Regions from separate parts of the Mus musculus genome. Here all the other regions are linked to region 4. Evidence: chromatin loops called from intact Hi-C (ENCODE). Cell type or tissue: gastrocnemius. All regions are shown on one strand. Region 1 overlaps Tox2 (TOX high mobility group box family member 2). Region 2 has its middle 13 kb from the start of Gtsf1l. Region 3 overlaps Jph2 (junctophilin 2). Region 4 has its middle 3.4 kb from the start of Jph2. Region 5 holds the start of Mybl2 (myeloblastosis oncogene-like 2).

Evidence for each region. A loop is a pair of places that touch in the nucleus more often than their neighbours do. Peaks named below come from ENCODE experiments on the same cell type or tissue, not always from the same donor. Only the 100,000 strongest peaks of a DNase experiment are listed, where the experiment ranks them.
Region 1: it touches region 4 in a loop (14-fold over the local background); 7 of 42 quality-filtered maps call a loop at or near these places.
Region 2: a loop joins it to region 4, with 19 times the contacts of the local background. A loop is called at or near these places in 15 of 42 quality-filtered maps.
Region 3: it touches region 4 in a loop (7-fold over the local background); 32 of 42 quality-filtered maps call a loop at or near these places.
Region 5: it touches region 4 in a loop (4-fold over the local background); 11 of 42 quality-filtered maps call a loop at or near these places.

What each region holds. Positions count from the first base shown.
Region 1 is chr2:163,271,312-163,276,311 of GRCm38, reverse strand. It overlaps Tox2 (TOX high mobility group box family member 2), which reads right to left. Exons shown (of 9, transcript NM_001372575.1): 3 at 98-343. Among named protein-coding and RNA genes, the nearest start is that of Tox2, 71 kb to the right of the region's middle. In gastrocnemius, a CTCF peak has its summit at 2,317; DNase peaks (open chromatin) are centred at 593, 4,031, 4,265, 4,562 and 1 more place.
Region 2 is chr2:163,099,606-163,104,605 of GRCm38, reverse strand. No RefSeq gene overlaps it. Among named protein-coding and RNA genes, the nearest start is that of Gtsf1l, 13 kb to the right of the region's middle. In gastrocnemius, a CTCF peak has its summit at 2,891 (motif pointing left); DNase peaks (open chromatin) are centred at 327, 2,244, 2,593, 2,877 and 1 more place.
Region 3 is chr2:163,337,505-163,342,504 of GRCm38, reverse strand. Jph2 (junctophilin 2) reads left to right here. Exons shown (of 6, transcript NM_021566.2): 3 at 925-1,043; 4 at 2,533-3,272; 5 at 3,806-3,900; 6 at 4,581-5,000. The coding sequence ends at 3,886. Among named protein-coding and RNA genes, the nearest start is that of Gm35750, 16 kb to the left of the region's middle. In gastrocnemius, a CTCF peak has its summit at 2,098 (motif pointing left); DNase peaks (open chromatin) are centred at 990, 2,069 and 2,781; H3K4me3 peaks cover 726 bases; H3K27ac peaks cover 3,022 bases.
Region 4 is chr2:163,398,832-163,403,831 of GRCm38, reverse strand. No RefSeq gene overlaps it. Among named protein-coding and RNA genes, the nearest start is that of Jph2, 3.4 kb to the right of the region's middle. In gastrocnemius, no CTCF peak of the experiment used is centred here; a DNase peak (open chromatin) is centred at 2,422; H3K4me3 peaks cover 179 bases; H3K27ac peaks cover 2,270 bases.
Region 5 is chr2:163,052,527-163,057,526 of GRCm38, reverse strand. It overlaps Mybl2 (myeloblastosis oncogene-like 2), which reads right to left and starts at 2,892. Exons shown (of 14, transcript NM_008652.2): 1 at 2,679-2,892. The coding sequence starts at 2,698. In gastrocnemius, no CTCF peak of the experiment used is centred here; DNase peaks (open chromatin) are centred at 2,261 and 2,979; H3K4me3 peaks cover 1,323 bases.

The DNA of each region.
Region 1 (5,000 bases), 130 kb after region 4:
CTGCACATGATCAGGGCTCCTCGGCTCAGCCTGGCACTATCTCCTCTCAAGCCCTTCCCTTCTGGAGCCATGGGGCTCATGCAGGAAACAGACTCACCGTGGGCAGCTGGCCTGACAGCAGATGGCCGTCCTGGGCCAGCATGTTGGACACCATGATGGCAGGGAGATCCATTGCTTGGTACGAGTAGGCAGGGAGCAGACCGTTGGGCGCAAGGCCGTGACACAGCGAGTGGTAGCCGGCTTCGTGATCCCCCAGGTGCAGGAGGGATGGCTCAGGGAGATTGGGAGGCGTTATAGGAGGAATCTCATAGTCTTCGTTACTCTCGCCCTGGCTGTTATAGGTCTGAAAACAACAGAGGGGTAGGGGTGGGGTCAGTGTCTCAAAACCACAGAAAGTATTCAATAGCATCCCCAACAGCAACCATGGGAAAAAATGCTAACCCCTTGGCAACGAGATAGCCCCAATGAAAGCCTAGTGAGCTGACTTAGATGCCTGCTCAGCTCCTCAGTGAATCTTTCTCCCACAGAGGCTCTGCAGACAAGAGCCTGGACTCCTGAAAGGTGCTTCCCTGCATCTTTTCCCGATTTCCAGCACACCTGGCCCACAGCCACTTGAGAGCCACCTGAGAGCTCCCTTGGCCACCCACTTTACAGAGGTGGGGGGGGGGCCTGGTCCAAGGAGAACGAATGAGCAAGATGAGCAGAAGAGCTAGAGACTGGAGCTCCGGGCAGCCAGAGTTTTCCCCTTAGGCATCCTGGGTAGCCAGGACTTCTCTTGGTCCTTTCCTTGGTGAGTGTGAGTGAAGCAGATTAGCAGCTAAGAGGCCACCTCCAGTCTTACTGGGTTATTTGCCCACCCATGTGGGCTGGCCAGTGACCCCAGGACAAGCTAGTAGACATAGCACTAAATCTGCCTTTCTCCTTGTCCCAAGTTTTACCACAGACCTTGATAAGCCCTGGCTTTGTGGCACATGCCCGATTATGCTTCAGTGGGCGGGGCAGGGCGGGGAACTCCACAATAGTCAGGGTGAGTAAATTTTTAAAAACCGTACATGAGTTTTAAATTGCTAATTACATTTGTGTGTGTGTGTGTGTTTGCATGTGTGCCGGTGTGTGTACACGTTTGTGTGTGTACACGTGTGCCCCAGTGCACACATAGAGGTCAGAAGACAACTTGTGGGAGTCTGTCCCCTGTGTGGGCTCTGGGTATTGAACTCAGGCCATCAGGCTTGGTGGCAAGAGTTTTTAACCCCTGAGACATCTTGGTGGCTCAGATTATTGTAAATTTTAATTGCATCAAACTATTCCCCCCGAATCTACTGAAGGACTCCGATGCCCTTCTCGAGTTCACCCAGTCTGGGTGATAACAGACTTATCTTCTCCCTCTTTAGTCCACTCCCCCATCCTTCCCTTCCTATTGAGAACGGGTTGACTCTGTAGCCCCGGACTCTCAGCAATCCTCCTGTCTCAGCCCCCCTGAGTGCTAGGATTACAGGCTTATTGAACACCCTGCATCCCTAGAACAAACCCTGCTTGGTTCTGCTCTGTCTTTCACTTCGGGCAGTGTTGGACTTGGTTGGTTAGGACTGTCACACCGGATTCTAGTGTGGGATTAGCTTCAGTCTCCCTGTCTGCTCCTGCCTATACCTGGCTTTGTTATCAGCCTGGGGAGTTAGTCCTCCATCCCTATACTCTGGAGATGAGAGTCAACAGAAGACAGCTATGTAAACGGGAAGACAGAGCTGAAGAAACTACCCAGGATCCACCACAGACGCAAAGGATAGGCGGATGTCATGGATTCTGTGTTAATGGGGCAGAGGTAAAGGTTGAGGATATCCCAGAAGTGATGAAGGACCCCAAAGGTATTTGTGGATAGAGAAAACCTTCATCAACATGTGTGTGCAGAGAGGGAAAGAAAGGCCTGAGCCACAGTAGCACGTGGGACTGGGGACATGGCTTGGTGGCAGAGTTCTTGCTCAGCACTTGTATGGTCCCGGGCTCTTTCCCCAGAGCAAGGGTGGATGGAGGAAAGACATGGCTTATCGTTCTGTATTGCTCTGTGAACCCAGCATGACAACTAAACATCCCTTCCCTGCATGTCTATAACAGTGCCCGCTTCTCAAGGACTGGTGGATGAAGCCATGAGTATAGGGAGGTTTGAGTCGGGCTGTGTCAGCGCAGGGACGTGTAGCATGTACCTCATGTTCCTCAGACACTGTTTAAGGACCTTATGATGGCCTGGGAAAGAGTGAAAATTGCCTTTTACTGCCATAGACTCCAACATCGCCTTGCGCTCATTGGCCCCCTCTGCAGGGCTATTGTGGAGTCACCACACAGCTGGGTAAGATGTCTGGAAACCTGGAAAAGGTGGCCCACGTCTACCTGCTATCTTCCCTTGGCTTTCTTCTTATGTTGGAGTTGTCCTGGTCAGCCCTGAGCTCTCTTCTCTTTCCCTCTTACACTCCCTTTCAGATGACCTCAACAAACCTCGTGTTCAAAGCCCCCTGGGTGTCACATCCATCCTCCATTCTTGCTGCTTCCCTGAGCACCGCAGCTGGACATCTCAATACCCAACGTTCCCTTCCTCTACCTTGCACCTGTTTCCTCTGATGATATCACCCTCTATCCGCAAACCTGCCCCTCCCCTCCACTCACCTCTCCATTCCATGAGAACTACTCCAAAATACTTCTAAAATCTGCCCAGTCCATTCCCACCTCCCCACCATGGACAATGACAGCCTCCTCCTGGTCCCCCACAGCCCTCTCTTATCCCTCTACTCCCTCCTGTAGGCAGATGATCTCTAAAGAGCATCATCTCACGGAGCTACTCCCACTTCACATGCAGCTCCCTGGCTTTGTCATTATGGCTAAAGTTTTAGTTAGTGCAAAAAAAAATCATAGGTTTTGTTATGACACTTTCAGAGGTGTATCATTGTGTGTTACCGATTCCTTTGCTTCCATAGCTTAGCCCCTTCTACTTTCATGTAACATATACATGCATATTATATATATAATATATATTTAAAATATAAATTTCATATATGCGTGAAAACAGATGATATCTAGCTGAGTCTGGATATTTAACTCTCGACTTCCAATCTTTTCTCTGCAAATGACGTCACTGTTCATGGGTGAGTAAAACTCTTGCTGTGTATCTATTTTACTGTTTTTCCCATATCCACCATCTAGGCTGGCTCAGTATCTTTTCCATTGTTATTAATACTCCATGGATGTGCAACTAAGCTGGTTTAGATCCTTCAGGCACACATCCCACTGCCTCTGGGTTCAAGACCTTAGTCTCAAACATGACCCCGTAAGTCCTCACACGGCCCAGCCATTGCTGGCTCAGGGCTGCTACCCTTGCTGCTCTTGGTGGAATTCCACATTAAGGGTCCTCTCCAAAGACACAGAACGGGTACTAGCAGCTCGCTGACTCAGCATCTCCATTGCTGGATCCCTTAACCCATGTGCCACACAAACCGCTCCATGCACTGTGGGTCACTGTCTGTCTTCAGCCTTACCACCAAGATGAGCTGAAGGGGCAAGTGTCTTTAGGTGGAAGCAACCATGGACATCACATTACTCCAGAGTGCAAAGTCCCCTGGCCTGCCTTTCTGTTCAGAGTCACCGTCTCAACTGTCCAGTCCACCTTTGGAAAGTGGCACTTTCACAAGTCTCCCATAGTGCTCAGTACCTAATGTTTGTGGCTCATTTTTACCTTCAGCTTGTATACCCCTCCCCCAATGCCCCAGGCCCCATGAAGACTCCAGTTAAGTCCCTTTGTTCCCAGTACCTAGAGCAGTGATTGACACCTAGAAAGAACTCCGTTACAATACAAGGCTGAGCTCACCATAAGGACTGCTCCAGGCTCTAGGTTCAAGTCTCACGCAGGTGTTCCCATATCTGCCCCTCCCAGAAGACAACCATCCCCTAGAACCTGTGTCTCATGCTATTGAATGCTCCCTCCCTCCCTCCATCCCTCCCTCCCTGTCCTCCAGCATTCAGAACTGGTTCTGACACTGGGAAGGATGCCAGGGAATGCCAAATGACCACAGAACTCCATCCTTTTTAATCCAAACCCAAACCTCAAGGCTCTGGAACTTACCCAACCGACCAGAAGCCTTTTAGAAAAATCAGCATGTGTTGTATCAAAATATTGAAATAACATGATTATGACAATTCCTCTAAAGAAGCAATTAGCACACTTAAAAATAAGCATGCAAACACACACTTGCCTTTTGGGGGGGGGTAGTCAGATCCCAAACATTGAGCACAAGCCAGCTTGGCCTGGGGCTGATTTACACAGAGTCCCCACCGTGTGCCTCTCTCAGCTTCCGGCGTTTCCCTACACTCTCCTTTTAAACACGTCTATTCTGAAAAGACACATCTACCACCTCTGTCTTTCAGTCAGGGAGGGTGGAGTTCAGAGCTTGAAAGAAGTGTTGGAACCTGGAGTCTCTGGGTTAGGCTTCATGAGTCTGAAGCCAGCATTCCCCCTCACTAGGTCACCTCGTGAAGACCCTATTCCAGACCCTGCTGTGCAAGAGATCTGCTGCTCAACATGACAACCTGCTCCTCACTGTGGGGCCTCATGAATATCCAGAGAGCAGCAGCAAGGTGGCTATGAGGCCTAAGAGCTCTGGAACACACAGAAAGGCTGTCAGTGGTATCTTTCATGTCCCAGATCAAAGAAGGGAAGAGTGTGGGCCCATTCTAATGATTTGGGACTAACTATAGAGTTGGAGGAGAGCTGACTCCCCTTGGAATCTCTGGGAGGAGGGATCTTAAAGTCTAGCATTATGAATCTTATTTTATTATTTTTATTTCCTTTTATATTTTGTTTTATATGGTAAGGGTCTCATGTAGCCTTGACTTTACCACATAGCCGAGGGTGCCTTTGGATTTCTCATCCTCCTGCCTCTACCTCTCAATGTGTTGGGATTACAGGTGTGCACCACTACACCCTGTTTATGTAGTGTTGAGAGTGGAACCCACAGATT
Region 2 (5,000 bases), 300 kb after region 4:
TGCCAAGTCTCCATTCTGTCTCCTGAAAAAGCCTTTGACAGGCCAGCGACATAGCTCAGCGGGGGAAGGCAACTGCTGCCAAGCTTGATGACCTAAGTCCAGTCCCTGGGACCTACCTGGTAGCAGACAGGCATGGGTTCCCAAAAACTGTCCTCTGGCCTCCCCAAACATGCCATGACACACGTGTGTTTGTATGTGCACATAAACAAATACATAACTTTATTTTTTTTTTCAGAAAGAGGCCCCCACCACTTGGTGCCTGTTGACGGCCTTACTGAGCCTTAAACGAAAAGAGGGGGTTAGTGTGCAAGTCTGGCGACGGGCCAGGAGTAGGCCAGCTTGAGCAGCAGTGCCATCTCTGCCCTGCTTACTGTGTGGCCTTGGGAAACTGCCTGAGCCTCTCTGTTCCTCAGGTGGGAGTGACTGACAACTTCATACAGGCAGAGGAGGAGGAAATGTGGCCATGTTGGCCAAGTGTCTAGCAATACACTTGACCCTTAGAAAGCTCCATTTCATCTTTGGCCCTGATACTAACTCAATGACTGTCCCTTTGCCAGTCCCGTAGAGAGGAAACAAAGCTGAGGGCCTCAGGGCCCTCTAAGGCATCAGACCAGCTACAATCCAGGGTTAAATCTGGTGTGTGCGTACATTCCTATATGGGATCACGGTGGGTTCACACATCACCAGATCAAACCACTGGGCCACTCTTTTAGGGAAGGAAACAAGGAGGTTTATTCTCAATGAGGTCTGAACTATAGGAACTAAAGTCAGCAGATGTCCAAGGAAGGGATGGCCCGTAGAAAGAGTCTGTCCCCGAGAGAAGTCTAAAGTGACCAAAAACAAAAAACAAACAACTGAAGCCCAGAAAGCTGAAGGTGCCACCCAGATGTCCCAGCCCTCATGAATGTCACTGAACAAGGAAACTAGAGAGGCCTGGGCCAGATGGGATGTGGTTGCTATGGGACAAAGCCACACCTAGCAACAGCTCCCCAGTTCCAAGCCCCTATCATTCGCCTGGCAGTGATACCTCCCTAAACAGTCTGGCAGAGATCTCAAGCCGGGCCACGAACTGCCCCAGATGCTCCAGGGAACGGATGCAAAGCTTTCTGTTTTGTGTCACACCTGTGGTGACAGCTGAGTTGAAGAGAATGTTCACAGTCATTGTGCTCAGAAACCACACACACGAGTTCTATCTACCGGGGTTTCGGAATGAATCGAGGTTCCAGCTCTCCTCTCCACCTAATTGCCTGTCTGCACAGGGTAACCTTTTGATGTGAGTTTAATAATTAGTCATCATGGCCTAGTTAAAGAAAACAATGTGTTCTCCAGTGGCACTCTGTTTCCAGTGAGAGACAGAGACACTAAACGGTAACTTTCACCCTGTTTTTTTTAAAAAAAAAAAAAAAAAGGATGTTCCTCAGCTGGTCCTGCATCTGCCCAGCTGGTCCTGCATCTGCCCAGTGTATCGCCAGTTTCGGTCTTTAAGCAGCTGTGCCCCGACACAGATGCCCCTCCCCCAGTTCTGCCACATCTGGTTCACTCTATTCTGTGAGCTGGGCGCCACGATGCCTCAAGCATAGCATGACAGCAGATCCTCTTTATAACACAGACGTTTTGCCCCGGTTCCATACTCTGAAGTGCCCAGCCCCCACCTGTACCCAGCTCCGGCCACTGACCGTTTTCTCCCAGCCAACCAGCTATGCTCCCGGCTTGCCCTTTCCTGCACAGAGGAAGCGCACACCTACCTCAGGGCCTTTGCTCGGGAGAGAAATTCATGCTGGAAATAATCTGAGTGCCTAGTGAATTCCTCTCTCTCTCTCTTTCTCTGTCTCTCTCTGTGTCTCTCTCTGTCTGTCTCTCTCTGTGTCTCTCTCTGTCTGTCTCTGTCTCTGTCTCTGTCTCTGTCTCTGTCTCTGTCTCTGTCTCTGTCTCTCTCTCTCTCACACACACACACACACACACACACACCAGCTCTCGGGCCAAGCACAACTGCCTAAAGTGAAAACCTCCCAGTCACCTAGCTCCCTGTAGGAAGTATCGCCAGCTGCTGTAAACTGCAACTTCATATTAAATGTACCTTCTCTGTCGCGATGTGTCTCCTAAACACACAACAGCCTGGGCTTGAGAAGGGGTTAGCGGGCTCAGTCAGTGAAGTGCTTGTCAGGCAAACATGACCACCCATGGCAAGAGTCAGTCATGGTGGTGAATGTGCCTCACGTCGCAGGCACAGCCAGGAGGATCCCTGCAGTTCACTGGGCATCCAGCCTAGTCAAATTGGTGAACCTGGGTTCAAAGATATGGAGAAGAAGGATAGAGAAAAACGTCTGCCCTCTGCCTCTGGCCTCCTCACTCTCCTGCCCACACCCACACAGTCACATACACACACACCCATGTGTTTCACACACACAGAGATGAGATGCATAGATAAGGAAAAGGCTTTAAAACAAAGACATCTGGTACTTATCCAAAACCAACTGCCAGCTGTCCACCCCACTTAATGTTGGTCATGCACACACACAGAGACCATGAACTCAGGCCCCCCCGGGGGGGGGGGCGCTGGTTAGGCTCACCTCCCCTTCTCCCAGGAGCACTGCTCTCCAAATTGTCAAGCGTCTGCTGTCCAAATCCCCAAGCTGCCACCTCGGCCCACCCACAGCCTCTAAGACACTAATGGAGTAGGTTTAAATCTCTTCTCCCTCTCTCCCTCTCTCCCCCTTTCCCCCCCCCTCCCCTCTTCCCCCTCTCTCTCCAGTTGTCAAATGCCCAGATAACTTTGGAGGGAAGTGTGTCCCAGACTTCAGTCCCAAGGAATAAATTCCTCCCTATTGAGCTGATCTCCGGCCCATAGTAGAGACCGGGGAAGTGCTGCCCTCTGGTGGTGTATGGATGCGTAGCAGCAGCGGGCTTCCCAAATTGAGGTCAGTCGCGAGGGTCCCCTACCAGCTAGTGACCTCCTGGTCGCTGGGTACCCGTGTCAGCGCGAAGCTCCTGGTTTAGTCTTTGATGCTGCCATAACTCCTTCATTATCGGTGTTCCCAAACTTCAGACTTTTGAGTACTACCAGTTCTATTTCTGTGCCACAACTAAATGTATTTGTGAGAATAATCTACTGTAAAAGAGAGCCAAGAGGGGCTAGCAGGGTAGTTCAGTGGTGACCTCTTGCCATGAAAGCACAGTGTGCTCAGCTCAAGCCCCAACACCACAGAAACAACAACAACAAAGCAACCTGAGTTCCGGCAGTACCTGGGAAAACCAATTCCATGTGCTATGGCAGAGGAGGAAGACAGAGAAGCGGAGAACATAACTGAAGACAAAAATCGGGATTGACATTTAAAAACAAGCCTCTTGTGACGTTTGACAGCTCATCCTACAAAGGTACCCGGCACCAAGCTCTGTCATCCTGACTTTGATCTCCAGGCCTCACTTGGTGGGTGAAGCACAGCGGCTTCACACATACACACACACACACACACACACACACACACACACACACACACACCACGCGCATGCACGCACATACATGTGCTACATGGCACATTGTGCACCCACAAGCTGAATAAATAAATCATTTAAAACAACTTTAAAAATTAAAACATAAATATTTCCATTTTGGGAAAAGAAAAAAAAAAAAGCACTGTGTCCTGGATTTGAGCACTGATAGGTTCTGGGTCACAGAAGCACCCGGGTCATTAAAAAGCCATTGTTGGCCAGGCCACAACATCCACAATGCAATGAAGACAGAAATGTCACACCCAAGGTAAACAAAAACCAATCACTTGGAAATGTATTTCCTAATTGCTCAGCTCAAACAAAGGAAGAGAATGTCAGTTATAAGCAGTTCAGAGCGTAGCGGGAGCTGGAACCTCAGGCAGAGAAACTTGGGGAACTAACCAAAACCAACACCCCTTTCCCCATCGCTACAGGACTTTGTCATTAAACAAGGAAGTTGGAAAATAAACAAAGCGTGTAACCCAGGAGGGAAAACAAGCATTGAGAGAAAGCTGGGGAGAAAAGCAAAACAACAAACATTAAGTTCATGAGGCAGAGCAGGTAAGAGGAAGCCAGCCTCACGCGCAGCTTCTTGAAAACAGCTGGGAAGGGCCCGGGTTTGTGGACACCCAATTTTAAAAGCAGGGGGAGAGTGAAGGCAGCTTAGTACCGGGTACGGAGTAGAGTTTTAATGACAAGAGAATAGCCTGCATGGAGAGAGGTGGCTCAGGAGTCAGGAGCACAGGCTGGTCTTGCAGAGGACCCAATTACGGTTCCTAGGACCTATGTCCAGAGACACACAGCTGCCTATAACTCTAAAGGACCCCAGGCTCTTTTCTGCACCTCCAGGGGCATCTGTACTCACAGTGCACAGACACCCACATAGACACACAATCGACAAATAAAATAAGTTAGTAGCGTAGGAAGTCCATTGTCGGTAGGAGGTGCCCTTAGAGCTCACCAGGGACTCAGATGAGTAGGAAATGCTTGGCCCTGCCCCCTGGCTGACAGCTGACGCTGCTAGGAAGCCTGCTGTGTGACCGAGTCTCTGATTATAAACTGGAATATGCACAGAATTTTCACCCTGGGTCGAGGCCAGGCGACATCTACCTGCTTCCTCCTAAGTAAGGTCCAGATCCACCAAGGTTCCCCTAGGGGACCAATGAGTTTATTAACGTTACTTACAGAACAAGGCAGGGGGCTAGAGATAGAAATGTGGGTGGCCTGAAAGCAGCTACACGGGATGATGGCTTCCTCAGAGCTGTGCGGATGGTGCCCCCTCCCCTGACCCATGGATTTTCATTTTGGGGGAAGCTGTTTCTACGCAGTCTGAATCTTCCCCTCTCTGTGCCCATGTTAGCAGCTGTTGGTGCCCATGTTAGCAGCTGTTGGTGGCATCTCTTGGAAAAAGATGCAAGGCAGAGGAGAGCAGCTCTGATCTCACCTACATTACGGGTCCTCTCTATGTGGACAGGTCTGGAAAGCACTACCCAGACAGATGTGTGCACATC
Region 3 (5,000 bases), 61 kb after region 4:
TACGTGGGTCCCCTAGAAGAATCCGTTATGTGCTTTTAGCCCCTGAGCCATCGCTCCAGCCACATGGATTTGCTCTTTGAAATATTTTCTTAAGTGTCAATTCAGCTGCAGCTCTTCACAGCTCTATACACTTCGTGCATTTTGAAACCTTATTGATCTTATTATCGATGTGTGTTTATGGTGTGTCCATGGAGGCCACAGGACAATCTTGTGGCACCGACTTTCGCTTTCCACCTTTTCTCGGGTTCACAAGGTTCAACTCTAGCCTTCAGGCTCGCTCGGCCAGCGCTTTTACCTGCTGAGTCATCGTGCCTGTCTCTTACTTTGTGTAATTTTAAAAAATGCTCTGTCAGATGTGATGGTGTGCATGACTTTGCTTCCAGCACTTGAGAGGCAGAGGCAGACAGATCTCTGGGGGTTCAAGGTCAGCCTGGCTTACAAAACAAACTCCAAGCTTCTCAGGGCTATATAATGAGACCCTGCCTCAAAACAAATAAAACATTGTCTGGAAAAGGAGTCCACAGGCTTCATTGGTTGGCCAAAGATGGAGAGAGAAACTATGCAATGAAAGAGGCTAAAACACACTGTGCTGGTGTGACAATATTGTCTGTATTAAAACGCAACCGGCAAATGGGCTTTATTGATCAGGCCCAGAAATAAAATGCTTCAGGTCTTCCCAGAATGCACTGGGAAGGATGCAGTCCATCTGATCATACCAAGCTGAAAGGGAGGCTGGAGGAATGTAGTCTGTGCATTCCCAGAGACTGGACAACTGTGCTAGAGAATGCCCAATAGTCTGGGACAGAGGGCTGTAATACTCATTGACATCCCAAGTGAGAATCTCTGTTCAGAGTGACTTGCTGTGTCTTAGGGAGGATGGGCAGAGGGCTAGATTCTAAACCTCCCACTATATTGTCTCCCTAGGACAAGCCATGCCAAAGCCAAGGCAGAGGCAGCAGAACAGGCTGCCCTGGCTGCCAACCAGGAGTCCAACATCGCCCGTACATTGGCCAAGGAGCTGGCTCCAGACTTCTACCAGCCAGGTAGGGCCAGGCAAGGATGGGATGGGCAGGGCAGACCCATTTGCTTCATTTGCTGCAAGGTGGAGATGCTCACGTGGAACTCTGAATGCCTGTGCGTTTTTGGAACCTGTGAGTGGGATGTAAACAGGAGATGAGATATTAGGGGGCACACATCTCTGCCTCTATGCAAGACTGGCGAGAAAGCTGAGGTTCCCAGCTATAAGCAGAACCTACCCCAGTTTGTCTCTACTCTAGGTAAGGCAGATGGGAGGGGGAGCTGGTGATGCTGTGATGAGGGGCAGGTCTGTGGTGCATGAGAAGGTCAAAGGGCTCTCTGCAACTTTCAAAAGTTTGAGGAGAATTCATGCCTATGTGTCAGGCACAGTGCTGGGCTCTTATGACATATAGCTGGGACCCAGCATCAGGAGTCACACAGGCAGCTTTGCACTGGGTAGCACGGACTCACATGTTTAAATCCCTACCTGCTACTCCCCAGCTTTGGGATGTTGTGTAAGGTTGTGATATGGGGTCAAGAATAGTGCCCACTTTGGGGGCATGAACTATGAGCACGTAACGGCTGCAGTTAGCTTGCAGTGGCCATGTCTCTTGGCGACTGCATCTCACACAGGGGATGAATGTTGGTTCTTCTTGATTTTCTGGTTCAATGGGTCCCAGTGGAACCCGTGAATGACACACCCAGTGAGGTACGGGGCATATGACAGAGCATCTGGAACGACCCTCTGAGAACTACTGCACCGCAAGTGCTGGGTGCTCGGGCAGATGGATCAAGAAGAGGGGGCTGCAGATTCAAAGGCACGGGAATGGAATAGCGTGGCATTCAGGAAGCTAGATGGTACAACAGGCAGCAGGGGGTGAATTGAGTAAAGAGACTAGGGGCTGCGACACAGACTGTGCTTGGCAGAGCTGAGCTGGCTACTGAGCGTAGAGATTGGCGTCCGAGGGATTTTAAGTGAGCGACATGCTAAGTGCTTTGGAAACACCATTCTGGCTGCAGCTCATTATCCAAGTGGCCCATCTGTGATGCAGCAGGTGAGTCTTCTGGTCACAGTGTGCCCCCTGCTGGTCGAAGGACGCAGGACTCTAGCCTGCGTTGGGTGACTATTGCAGTAGTGGCTTTTGCAAAAATAAACAAAAACCCCAAAACACAAAACAAAACAAAAACTCCACCTTCCAACAGTGTGATTAAGCCCATTTTTTTTTCTTACATAAGGATGGAAAGAGACCAGCTAAGCACATTATCTTGGCCCTTTGCTGTGTGGTGTTGGACAAATTATTTTACCTCCCTGGGTCTCCTTTTCCTCTGTGCAACAGAATTCACAATCTCACCTACCTCACAGAGTTATTAAAACTGTCTGCTCCACCAGTCTGATCCTCCGTGCAGTGAGTGACAGCCGAATAAATGAACGTAGCTCATAGAGGCTACCCTGCTGGCCCAGGACGGCCCGGCAGGCTGTGGGTTCGAAGCCTACCTCTCTGTTGTCCCCGGCAGGTCCGGAGTATCAGAAGCGTCGGCTGCTCCAGGAGATCCTGGAGAACTCTGAGAGCTTGCTGGAGCCCCCAGAGCGGGGTCTGGGCACCGGCCTCCCGGAGCGGCCCCGGGAAAGCCCGCAGCTGCATGAGCGCGAGACCCCGCAGCCCGAGGGCGGACCCCCGTCTCCGGCCGGGACGCCCCCGCAACCCAAGAGGCCCCGGCCCGGAGCGTCAAAGGACGGCCTGCTGAGTCCAGGCTCCTGGAACGGGGAGCCCGGCGGAGAGGGCAGCCGGCCCGCCACGCCGTCGGATGGCGCCGGTCGTCGCAGCCCCGCGCGCCCCGCCTCGGAGCACATGGCCATCGAGGCGCTGCAGCCGCCGCCCGCGCCCTCGCAGGAGCCCGAGGTAGCAATGTACCGCGGCTACCATAGCTACGCCGTGCGCACCGGGCCACCCGAGCCTCCGCCCTTGGAGGATGAGCAGGAGCCCGAGCCGGAGCCCGAGCCCGAGGTCCGGCGATCCGACTCGGCGCCCCCGTCCCCCGTCTCCGCCACCGTCCCGGAGGAGGAGCCCCCTGCGCCGCGAAGCCCGGTGCCTGCCAAGCAAGCCACTCTGGAGCCCAAGCCCATCGTCCCCAAAGCAGAGCCCAAGGCCAAGGCGCGCAAGACAGAGGCCCGAGGACTGAGCAAGGCCGGTGCCAAGAAGAAGGGCCGTAAGGAAGTGGCGCAGGCGAAGGAGGCCGAGGTGGAGGTGGAGGAGGTGAGGCTGCGGGCAGAGGCGAGTCTTTGAGGTCCTGGCAGCTCCGGGCGGGGATTGTGTGCGCACGTGAAGTTGGGGGTAACTTGTGGGACTGGAGGCAGAACAGGACAAGGGCAAACTGCGAGCCTGAGCTGTAGACTGCGCCTGCGAAATCTGTGGCATAGGCTAGCTCACCAGCCACCTCAGGAGGTTCAGGAGGTTTGGGGGCTGGGGTGGGATAGAGTGGAGGAAGATTCCAACAGAGCTTGAGCCCCCAGCCTCTAATGGGGTCCAGGAACCAAACTCAGCAGCAAAGAGCAAAAGCTAGCTTTTAAAGTGAATGATGCAGTTCCAGATGGAAGATTGGGTTAATTAGTTTCAAGAATTCTTTCTGCTCTCCTGGGTGCAGGGTCCAACTGTGGACAAACCAGGGATGTTTTTAGGAAGAAACTTCCATAAGCCCTGGCTTCTTTGCCCAGCTTTGTAATCTTGTTGGGGGTCTGGGGTTGTCTAGAGGTCGTGGGGACTCAGGCGGACTTTCTCCATGCCTTCAGGTACCCAACACCGTCCTCATCTGTATGGTGATCTTGCTGAACATCGGCCTGGCTATCCTATTTGTTCACCTCCTGACTTGACCCTCATCTACCAGGTATGGCCAGAGGATGCAGCCTGGAAACCAGGGTGGTGGGGCTTGGTACTTGGTACTGGGCTGCTAGGTAAAGCCCACCCCCTAGTGTACAGGTGTGATACTCCTTGCATCCCAAATACTCAACCCCATCTCTCCCAGTTGAACCGCCACCACCTTCAGTTTCCTGTCCCTCCACATGCCCTTAGTTGGCTCTGTTTCCTTTCTAGGGTAGAATTTGGGCTCAGGCTAAAGGACAGTAGCCCTCGCTGGTGTGAGGATGTTCCTGCTGCTGGGACAAACCTTACAACTTGAGTCTGGAGCTTGGCCACACTGCATCTTGCCTCCTGAGGAGGTTCCTCAAGAGACCTCCTGCTTTGATCCTGGCTTAGTGTGGCATAGCAGTTTCTAGGCAGGCCCAGGAGTGGGGAAGTCCTTGTTCTGTCTCTGGCAGCGTTAGCCTCACAGGGTCTGATGCTGAGTTCTGGGGGTTCTTCAAGTTACTGGGCACCTGAGGGGCTTTTCTTCAGGCACTTAGGACTTTGAGGGTCCAAAGAATCCAAGTGCCCAAGAAGACAGCAGGGAAGGGACAGGATGGGAGGGCCAGCAGGGAACAGGAGGGAGGCAGAGCAGGGGCTTGAGCCCTGCCCTTCTTGTGGCTCAGCCTTGGACGTCTTCTGATGACTGGTGTTGTCTCCATCCAGTGCCAGGAGTTCCACTGAGGATGGCAGGACCTGTCTTTCTGCAGTGCCAAGCAGGTGTCCCAGGAAGATGGGACTTCGGACCTAAAACCTTGCTCACATCCACTCCATGGACATTTAAGGAGGCCTCCAGAGAGCCCATGCTGGGTGCCGGAGTGCCAGAGGAAGAGAATGTACCCCCGAGGTACAAAGGATGCCCTGAGGGAATAGCCCTGGTCCCCTGAGCCCCGTTTGCTCCTGCACCTGTTCTCAGCCCTGTCCCACCTCACCCTGCCACCCTTCCCTGGGCTTTTGTGTGTTTTGAGAGATATCAGGAAAGCAAGATATTAATACAGATCTCTCCCTCTTCCCCCTACCCCGCCCCCAATCTAGTCCTCCGGCTGATGGCTTGAGGCCACCCAGGAGGATGAGAGGTTCACAAGT
Region 4 (5,000 bases):
GAAGGAGTCAATGGGAGCAGTGTGGACAGTTAAGGGAGAGTACCCTTGGTGGTTGGAAAGATGGCTCAGAGGTTAAGAGCACTGGCTGCTCTTCCAGAGGTCCTGAGTTCAAATCCTAGCAACCACATGGGGGCTCACGACAATCTGTAATGAGATCTGATGCCCTCTTCTGGTGTGTCTGAAGACAGCTACAGTGTACTTATATATAATAAACCTTTTTTTAAAAAGTACTCTTGACCAGCAGATCCACTAGAATCTAAAGCCGTGAGGCCAGAGGTTCAGGGTGGGGTCAATTTGTGGTTAATCAGTGAGTGGTTTGAAAAGCTTTGGCTCCTAGTGAGTGAGGTTGCATTTCGCTCGGTATGTGAAGGATGGAGACATGAAGAGGTAACTTTGACGATGGTCTCACACAGTTTCCCTGGATAGCCTAGGTTCACTCCTGCCTGAGCCTTCATGGGTCACAGGCATCCTGCGTGGGGATCCAACACTGGACAGCGAGCAGTGCAGGAGCTATGTCTTGGAAGTATTGCAGGTAGAGCAGAAGAGAGGAAGGTAGGAATTAAGATGTCCTGGCAGCTTTTGAGAAGTTAAGAGCTGGCGCAGATTTGGGAGGGGACTGGGAATTTGGGTTTCCTGACTGAAATGTATGTTAGATGTGAGTTGAGTGAATCATTGCATTAATTACGGAAGTCAGGAGAGGCACAGCAGGAGAGCCAAACTTAGGAACTGTAAGTGTATGGATTTTTAAGAAATGGTGCTAAAGTAATATTTTAGAAGGAATAAGGGAGTATGTGTGAATGCTGGGCTTTCTGCTCATTTTGGGGGGGGGGTCTGAAACTGCTAGAAATACCTATTTGAAATAAACAATTTACTTTGGAAAAAGTAGATTGTTGTTAAAGCCATAAGAGAATACCTAGGCAGTGAATATATAGAAGTCTGAGGACAGGCAAGATGACTCAGGGTAAAGGAGCTTGCCGCTAAGGCTAATGGCCTTAGTTAAGTCCTTGGGACCCAACTCGTAAAAGCTACCCCCTGGCCTCTGTGTGCAGTGTGTTCTACACCTGTACAAACACAAATAGATGTAATTTTAAAATTGACAAAGGAGCTAGAGAGATGACTCTGGTTAAGACTCTTGCAGAGGTCCCAAGTTCAATTCCCAGCAACCACATGGTGGCTCACAACTATCTGTAAAAAGATCTGATGCCCTCTTCTGGTGTGTCTGAAGACAGTGATAATATATTCACATACATAAAATAAATCTTAAAAAATTAACAAAAGAGGTGGGCTCATACACGTGAGTGTGCACACACAAACACAGTCAAGTAAGTTCTAGGTATGGTGATAGTCAACTGTAGTCTGCTACTTAGGAGGCTGAGGCAGGAGAATAGTTTGAGCCCAGGTATTCAGGGGCTACCTGGGCAACATTGTGCAACTTGTCACAAAAAAAGAAAAACCAGGATTGAGTTCCAGGACACCCAAGGTACAGTGGTTGGAATGGGCAGGAGCCTGCAAGGTCGTGGGCTAACCAAAGAGGAAAACTCAAAAGTCAACTGCAAAAGCAGTTTTAACAAGGGAGGTCTCGGCCGCAGACATGGAGAGACAGAGGCGCATCTGCGGCAGGCCTGGATGGACCACTGTGGACACATTAGTACAAAGACCATCCTTGCTTTACACGGAGTCTGGAAGGGGTGTGGACCCAGTCTGGATACAAAAGGGTTCCCGGGAAAATGGGCCTTCTCTCTCCAGGCCTTCGGAAGTCCAGAAGTCCAGTGCCCCTCTTCTTTTTGCAGGTTCCCCCCATCCTGGGCTCCCTGGGAAGGAAGTAGAGAAAAGGCATGATTGCCTCTGACAATATAGAACCAGACTGTGGCAAAAATCTTGGCAAGAGATAGATTTTTCCCCCCACAAAGATTTAGTATATGTGTGAAATGTTTTGCCTGAGTATGTATGTCTGTACCACATTCGTACAGTGCCTAAGGGCATCAGATCCTATGGGACTGGAGTTACAGAGACCGTTGTGAGCTACATAGGTGGTAGCGCTCAAACCTAGGTTCTTTGCAAGAGCAACAATTGCTTTGAACCTCTGAGCCATCTTTCCAACACCATACTTTTTTTTTTTTTTTTGGTTTTTCGAGACAGGGTTCCCCTGGCTGTCCTGGAACTCACTTTGTAGACCAGGCTGGCCTCGAACTCAGAAATCCGCCTGCCTCTGCCTCCCGAGTGCTGGGATTAAAAGGCGTGGGCTACCACGCCCGGCCATACATCTTTAAAAACAGTTTAAATTCGTAAAAAGCTTAGTAAACTTTTTGAAGAACCTCTTTGTTTTAAGGGAAGTCAGCTGTAATAGACACATAGCCACAAGAGGGCGTACTCTCCTCAAAAGTCACAGGATTGAAAAGTCAGCTGTAATACACACACAGCCACAAGAGGGCATACTCTCCTCAAAATTCACAGGATTAAAATGTGAGGCAAAGGAGGTTGAGGGGAGAGCCATAGTTTTCAGGAAAGCTCAGCTCTGGCTGCGCGGTAAGGCCAATGCCAGATTCTGAAATCTGAATTTTGTTTGTGAAAGATCAAAGTGTTCCTTTATTACTGATCTGGTCTGTCTGTAGACAAACCTCAGGGCGTCCTTCATAGGAGTCCTTCAATGTCAGGGATTTTGTTTCTTTGGTGACTATCTTATTAATCATAATGGTCTGAAAAGCATTTTGTCGTGTGAAAGTGGTATAATAGCCAGTATTGTTTAAGTGTTTAATGCCTTCAAAATATGAAGCTTATTTATTTAATACTTGTGAATATTTTGCCTAGACGCTGTCTGTGCACCGTGTGCTTTCCTGGTGCCCATAGAGGCTAGAAGAGGGGGTTGGATCCCCCAGAACTGGAGTGACAGATATTGTGGGTGCCAAGAACCAAACCTGGGTCCTCTGCAAGAACAACAAGCGTCCATAACTACTGAGCCACCTCTTCAGTCCCTGAGTATGAACCTTGTCAACAGAGACTCTTGTAACTCTACCCTGGTCACTTCAAGAGGCTGTGATTATCCTTAATGCAAGTGTTGATCCTAGGCGAGTTCTGGAGATGCCGGACCTACCTTGATTTAGAGAGATTTGGCAATCAGTTGGAAATTGTAAGCTGGCTCATCTGGGTGGAGCTGGGAGGTGTTTTTGTTTGTTTTTGTTCTTCCAGTACTGGTTGAACTTAAGACCATACAAGCACACTCTTCATTTTTTATTTTGAGGTGGGTCACATGAAGTTGCCCAGGCTGGCTTTGAACTCATTCATTATATAGCCTAGTAGGTTTTGAACCCCTATCTCAGCATTCTAAGTTTCTCAGTAACTACAGCTGTACCACTAGGCACAGCTCAGAACTGGGATTTGAATATACATCTAGCTCTCGAACTTCCTGCTTGTGTAAAGTAAACGTATGCAAACCTATAAATGTTATCAAGAAACCATTTCAAAACGTCACGATGGGCCTGGCGAGATGGCTCATCAGCTTATGGCTGTTGTTACCAGGCCTGATGACCTGAGATTGACCCGAGACTCACAAGATGGAAGGACAAAATGGACTCCCTCAAGTTGTCATCTGACCTCCATATATGTGCGCTCTCTCTCTCTCTCTCTCTCTCTCTCTCTCTCTCTCTCAGTGTTATATAATAAATAAGGGGCTGGAGAGATAGCTCTGTGCTTAGTAGAAGCACTGCTCTTGCCAAGAACTCTAGTTAAGTCCCCAGCATCCACACCAGGTGGCTCACAATCATTTGTAATTCCTAGTTCTAGGGGATCCACCACTTGGCCTCCCAGGCCACCTGCACTCATGTACACATAATTTTTAAAAAATAAATCTTTTAAAAATGAATAGATAACATTCTCAGTGTTTTAAAGTCAGAGATGCTCAAAGCAAATGCAGTCACCCAGGTCTTCTCCCTTGAGGACTGAACTCCATCGATCTGGGAAGGACTGTGCAATCTGTGTTTTTGTGATTGTAGCTGTTTCTTCTGCACGGGCTCCATCACAGGGAGCTACTGGGAGTGAACACGGATGAATGTATGTGAACGGATCCCTTCCTGGGTTGCAGCTAACCTCGATCAGCATTGTAGTGATTGACGGACTCTCAGAGACAATCACTCTCTTTCTATTTGACTGTCCATTTCCTTGTCCTGTGACTGCCTATCTGGAAAGAGTTTGGAAAAGAGTGGGGGCGGGGCAGGTGTTTTTAGCGGGGGAACTGCCTGATCAGGCTGAAGGTCCACCTGGACAGGGTGCCAGCCACCTGGCCGAGATGATGGCCGGTGTGGAGGCTGGTACTGAAATGTGGACCAAGAGGACTTTGTAAGGTCAGTGGCTACATAATCATGAGAAGCAGCAACTAGCAGGGACCGTTATCAGCAGAGTGGAAAGCAGAGAACACAGTCTTCCCATTTCTAAAACAAGGAAATGAATGCAGTGACGTTCAGTGGCCAAAACCATCATGGGATTTGGGAATGCGTCAGACAGACGTGGTAGAAGTCAGATAACTGTCTCACGCTCCCTTGGACCTCAGCTTTTTTCTTTTAGTTTCTTCTTTTCTTTCTTTGTTTCCTGTTTCTTTCTTTGTTTCCTTGTTTCTTTCTTTGTCTCTTTCTTCCTTCCTTCCTTCCTTCCTTCCTTCCTTCCTTCCTTTCTTTCTTTCTTTCTTTCTTTCTTTCTTTCTTCGGTGATTTCTAACCTTCCTCCATTCCAGCCATGTTATGAACACACACACACACGCACACACACACACACACACACACACACACACACACACACTTCCATGAGCAGGAAGGAGACTTTCCTCCCCTCTGCACTCCTCACACAGGCTGTGGGCTGTGGTGGAGTGAGATTCATTTTAGAAATATTCAGGATCGTTATTTTTGCAATATTCCCCTTCCCAAGCTTGCTTCTGCCCCAGCTCCTTAAGAGCACATAAGGCCAGGCTTCAGCGGCTCCTGTGGCAGGAGCAAAAGGCTTTGGTGAATTTC
Region 5 (5,000 bases), 350 kb after region 4:
TGATGTCTGGAGGCTTTAAAAAAAAAAAAAACTAACATGGAAGTTTTCGTTGTTTTTGTTTGTTTTTCAAGACAAAGTTTCTCTGTGTAGCCGTAGCTATCCTGGAACTCAATCGTAGACTCAGAGATCGGCCTGTCTCTGCCTCCCTGCTGGGTTTAAAGGCACGCACCACTATCACCTGGCTAACATGGAATATTTTACCTGCTATCAAAATCCTATTGCCTAGTTTGATGGTTTGAGGAAGGAGATCACACTATGAATGCTAGTTAGGGACTGGAGAGCTGGCTCCACTAAGGAACATACTGCCCTTGATGAGGACCTAAATTCAGCCTCCAGCACCCTTCCCACAACCTCCCAGCTCCAGAAGGGTCCAGCCACTCTGGCCTCTGTGGGCACCTACACGCAAGTGCACAAAACCACCCACAGATACATAACTAAGGGAGAAAGGCAAACAACCAGTTTTTCACAGAACTTGGTTAATCCTTCCCCGGGACCTGCACTCGGTCACCTCGAGCAAATACGAAAGGTTAGTCAGTCATATGTAACTGGGAAGAGTAGAGATTTCCAAACGAGCAAGACGAGCCACACTTTGTGCCCACAAGTGTGCAGCGTTGGTGTCTGCACAGCCCTCCCTGTCTTCCCTCACACTCAGCACAGCCTCCCTCCCTGTCACTCCTACACACATACAAGCACTCTGGAAAGCCAGGTCCAGCCCTCAGCCCCAACCTCTGCTCTTGACTTCACCCACAAAGGTCAGCTCCAACTTCACATCCTGGAATTTGGCACAGAAAAGGCCTAAAGAAATATTTGCCCAGGGAAGGAGTGGATTTGTGAATGAATGGATACTTGCAAAGATGCTGCCTACGAAACAATTCTAAAAAAAAATCCCGACGAAAACGAAAAGAAGTTCCTAAGCCTAGCAATACGCGTCACAGAATCCAGAAAGCAGATTTGTATTGTCAGTGCTGACCCAATGCACGCCCCACCTACCATTGTAAAGCAGGAGGCAAAATCTACTAAACATTATCAGTTGAGTTTGCTTCTCCAAAACCCAGCACGAGGCCCAGATTCTATTAGAAGCTCAGCCGGTGTCCTAGGGAAAAGGCTCTGTGTAAGAGAGCCTGAAGCCTCAGTGCTGTGTAATAGTGACAGTATTTGGAGGGCGGGGGTCCTTTGAGATAGGTATCTCTATGTTGCCTTGGCTGCCCTGGAACTCACTCTGCAAACCATGCTGTCCTGTATACTGAAGAGATTCACCTGCCTGAGTGCTGTGATTAAAGACATGTGTTGCTGCTACCCGGCATGGTCACACTATTAAACAGATGGGAGTATCCATCAGTCACACACCTTCTTGCGCATTCTCAAGGGCTCCATTTAACAGACGGGAAAAGTGAGGCCGACAACGATTATGTCACACCAAGCTCCACATTTTTACACCCTAACCTCCCTAGGAACCGTAGCATGAAAAGCAGAGGCCAGTGTGCTGTTTAAAGAAAAGTCACACTTTTGTATATACACATACCCTTTCTCTTGCCCTTGTACGTTCTGGGCTATGCTCCAGGGAAAGGTGAGTCAGAGGCCAAGAGGGAAGTGGGCCACTGGGGTACAGGGAGTCACACCATGTGGCAGAGAAAGGCTCGTGAGGATGCAGGGGCACAGAGTCCACACTTCACAAAAGAGACCCTCAGATAAGCCCGGGGCTCTGGGATTAGTACTTCCAGATGCCCTTCCTGGGCACTGAACTGTCCTAGACACCGGGGCATGGGAAGCCACCCTGATCAGCACCCACAGACCAAACCAATACCCAACCCAGCCACGAAGAACTCTGCAAGTAAGCAAGCAGGCATCTCTGTGCCTTATCTTCATCCTAGGCCAGGTTCGGCCATCTGAAGACGGTGGAAAGGCGTTCTGAATTGGAAAGACCCAGAAGGAACACAGCAGAACCCAATTATCCCACGCCTTAGAAAGGCTGGAAAGCCCCGCGATTAGGCCCCAGATACACAGGTGTCCCAAAAGTCCAGACTTGACCCAGCCACCTAACCTCTAGGGAACTAAGAGGGAAACCCAGTTCCTGCCTTTGGCTCAGAGGCTGCTAGCAGAGCAGTCTCGTTGCACACCAATAGTCTTTACTCATCCCCAACTGCCCAAAACTAGCGTGGGACAGGAAGAAGGCTTCTGAAACCAAACCGAACCGGCCGCCGAAACCCCATGAGACAACGAATTCCCCGTCTCGCATCCCGCGGAGGGCCCAGGGGCTTTGTGCTTCCCGGAATGCTAACAAGAAAGGAACGCCAGCAAATTCGAGCCACTCTTGATCGACAAGTGTCTCCCAGGCTTCTGCCTTCCACTCGCTGCGACAAGGGGAGACATTCTCCCTACCCAGTAATGGGCCTCCAGCTGACACCGCGAGCGACAGCCTTCCTTCCCCACCCTGCAATTAGGCGGGAGATGATGGACCTCACCCAGGGCTGGGACCCGGTCTAGAGGGGGAACCCGCGCTTTCAGACTCCCGGGCCCAGGAGGCCCAGGAACCGAGCGAGGGGGTCCCGATAGCCTCTTAACGTGGCGCGCGCCCCTGCATCGGGCGGCGCAGGGTGCATTTCTCCCGGGGATCCCCATCTCACGCTTGCCGACCCAAGGAGAAGGGAGAGGACCCCAGCGCGCCCGCAGCCTCTCACCAGCGCGTCCGCCGAGACATCCCCCCGGCCCGGACCCCGCCGCACCCTTACGCCCGCCGGCCGAGCCCGGAGCGGGAGCCGGGCCGGGGTCAGGACTCAGGCTGCTCGAGCCGCTCCGGGCCCCAGGCGGTGCTCTCAGGCGTCAGCGTGTCTGCAGGTCTGGTCGCACGTTCCCAGGAACTGCAGCTGCCTAGGGAGCGCACAGAACCACTTTCCTATCTCCCGCCAAGTGCGTCGGCGCCGCCCGGCCCTGGCGCGCGAGCGCAGGGGCGGAGCATACGGAAGGGGCGAAGCGTACAAGACACGAGGGGCGGAGCCCGCGCGCCAGAACCCTAGGAGGGGCCTACTGTAGGGGCGGAGCCCAAGCATGGGGAAGAGGGGAGTGGTTTACCGGAGGGCAGAAACCGAATGTGCAAGCGGGCAGATGCTCTGTTAGTTGGCAATCTACTGTGTCCAGATACACCTACCTTAGGGATTCAATGAGGCGCGAGGCCTGGCTCTGTGTGAATCTTAGATAGACCCCGAGCCACACACATAGCAAAGACTGGAAGAACTGAATAGGAGAAACTTCCCGCCCAAATTGTCACTGCTTGGGACGGTCCAAGCCACTATCCCTAGAGCCCCCATGCTCCCTTTGACTGGGTTTGTATCTTTTCCTTTGCAAGCCTCTTGCTTCTTCAGCTGCCTCAGAGAGACCCAGCTCAAAATCCCAACATTTCTCTCACCAAACTTAAACCTCTCTTCTGTCCGGGTTAAATCTTTGTAACTCCATTTAGTAACGGCCTTCCAGATCACCACGCCAAGACACAGAGAGGCGAAATTAAGTCTTGCAGCTTTTGCTTGGGCCGTATTTGGACCAGGAACTCCCCACATCTTCCCCGACTGGGGTCTCCTGCCCATCTGCTTGCATTTGTGCGCATTTCCTCTGCTGAACTGTGAGCATTCTGGGATCCCAGCAGCCTTTCCTAGGAAATGTATTAAGCCCAGGGGGAAGGCTTGTTGGCTTACGTTCAATTTCTGATGGCAAGGGTTGTCTCTTTCAGGTTGTCATTTACTACCTAAAAACTGAGTGTCATCTTACTGGGACTCCCTGAAAGGATAGGAGCCTGGAAGAACCCCAGCCAAATGCCCTTTAGGCTCAGGCCTCAGATCTCTTTCCAAAAACTGCTGGCCCCTTTTAGACAGTACAACTCCGAAAACTTCATTTACTACAGAAGGATGAAGACTTGAAAGCTACAAGTTTTCACCTGGCTTAATTCAAGGCTTCCCCCCACCCCTCTCCCTTCAAAGGAGTTCATGTGGATCGCTGCTCTTCACGGCTAGTGTGCTTTACAGTGAGATCTCCTCGGGGGTGATTCCCAGCCTACCTTTCCCTAGTTCCATTATCTCAAATTATCAAACTTCTCCATGCCTGCTTCCTCACCTACAAAAACAGTTCATAGAAACCTTTGATCTTCATAACAACCCAATGAGTTATATGCTTGTATTACCCGATAGCAGATGGAGAAACTGAGGCACTGACTTCCCCAAACTGTAGTTCTAGAGTTTATAGTAAGGAAAGGGGTAAGGAAAGGGCAAATGGCTTTCCTCCTAGCATCTTTGGCTTGTTTGCAAATTAAATGGATAGGAAATAGATTAACGGGAGGAAACTCAGGTTTAATTACTTGCATATCCATTGGAGTCCTGTAAAATAATGACATCATACAAAGGCTCAGACGTTTGAAGCTTCCTGGGGTACAAAAAGGAATGAGGTCCAAGGACTTCTGTAGGAATGGTGGTGACACAAGCTAACTAGGGATAAGGAAAGGAATTATGTGGCAAACAGGTGGTCTTGTCATGCAGATAAAAGTCTCCCAGTTAAAAGAAAGATATAGGCATCAGCCGGTTCCTAGTACAGAATGCAGGCTAACGCAGATTTCCTTTACAAATGTAAATTTCTTTTACAAAAGGACTGCCTTGCAAAGTTATTTCCTTGTCTATAGTCCCTGCAGAATAACCAGGTCAAAGCATGTTGGAGAAGTGGGAGATTATTTTCTCCTACACTTTATTTTGGGGTACTGTGTACAAACCTTTAACTCTAAGCAATACAAGTACATGAATATGTATAAGGCACATATAAGTATTATATCACTGTTAGGTGGCTTTTGTTGCTGAGGGTAGACCTAGGCCACCCTACATGCCTTACTCAACCCCTGTAGCCTTTCTGCTGGTCCTATGATTATATTCTGCCTTTACCTGTCTTCACACTTGCCCTCTGAAGTCCAAGAAGCTGCTCCGCAGGCTGCACACACACTCCCTCAGATTACCAATCTCCTTGTGAGC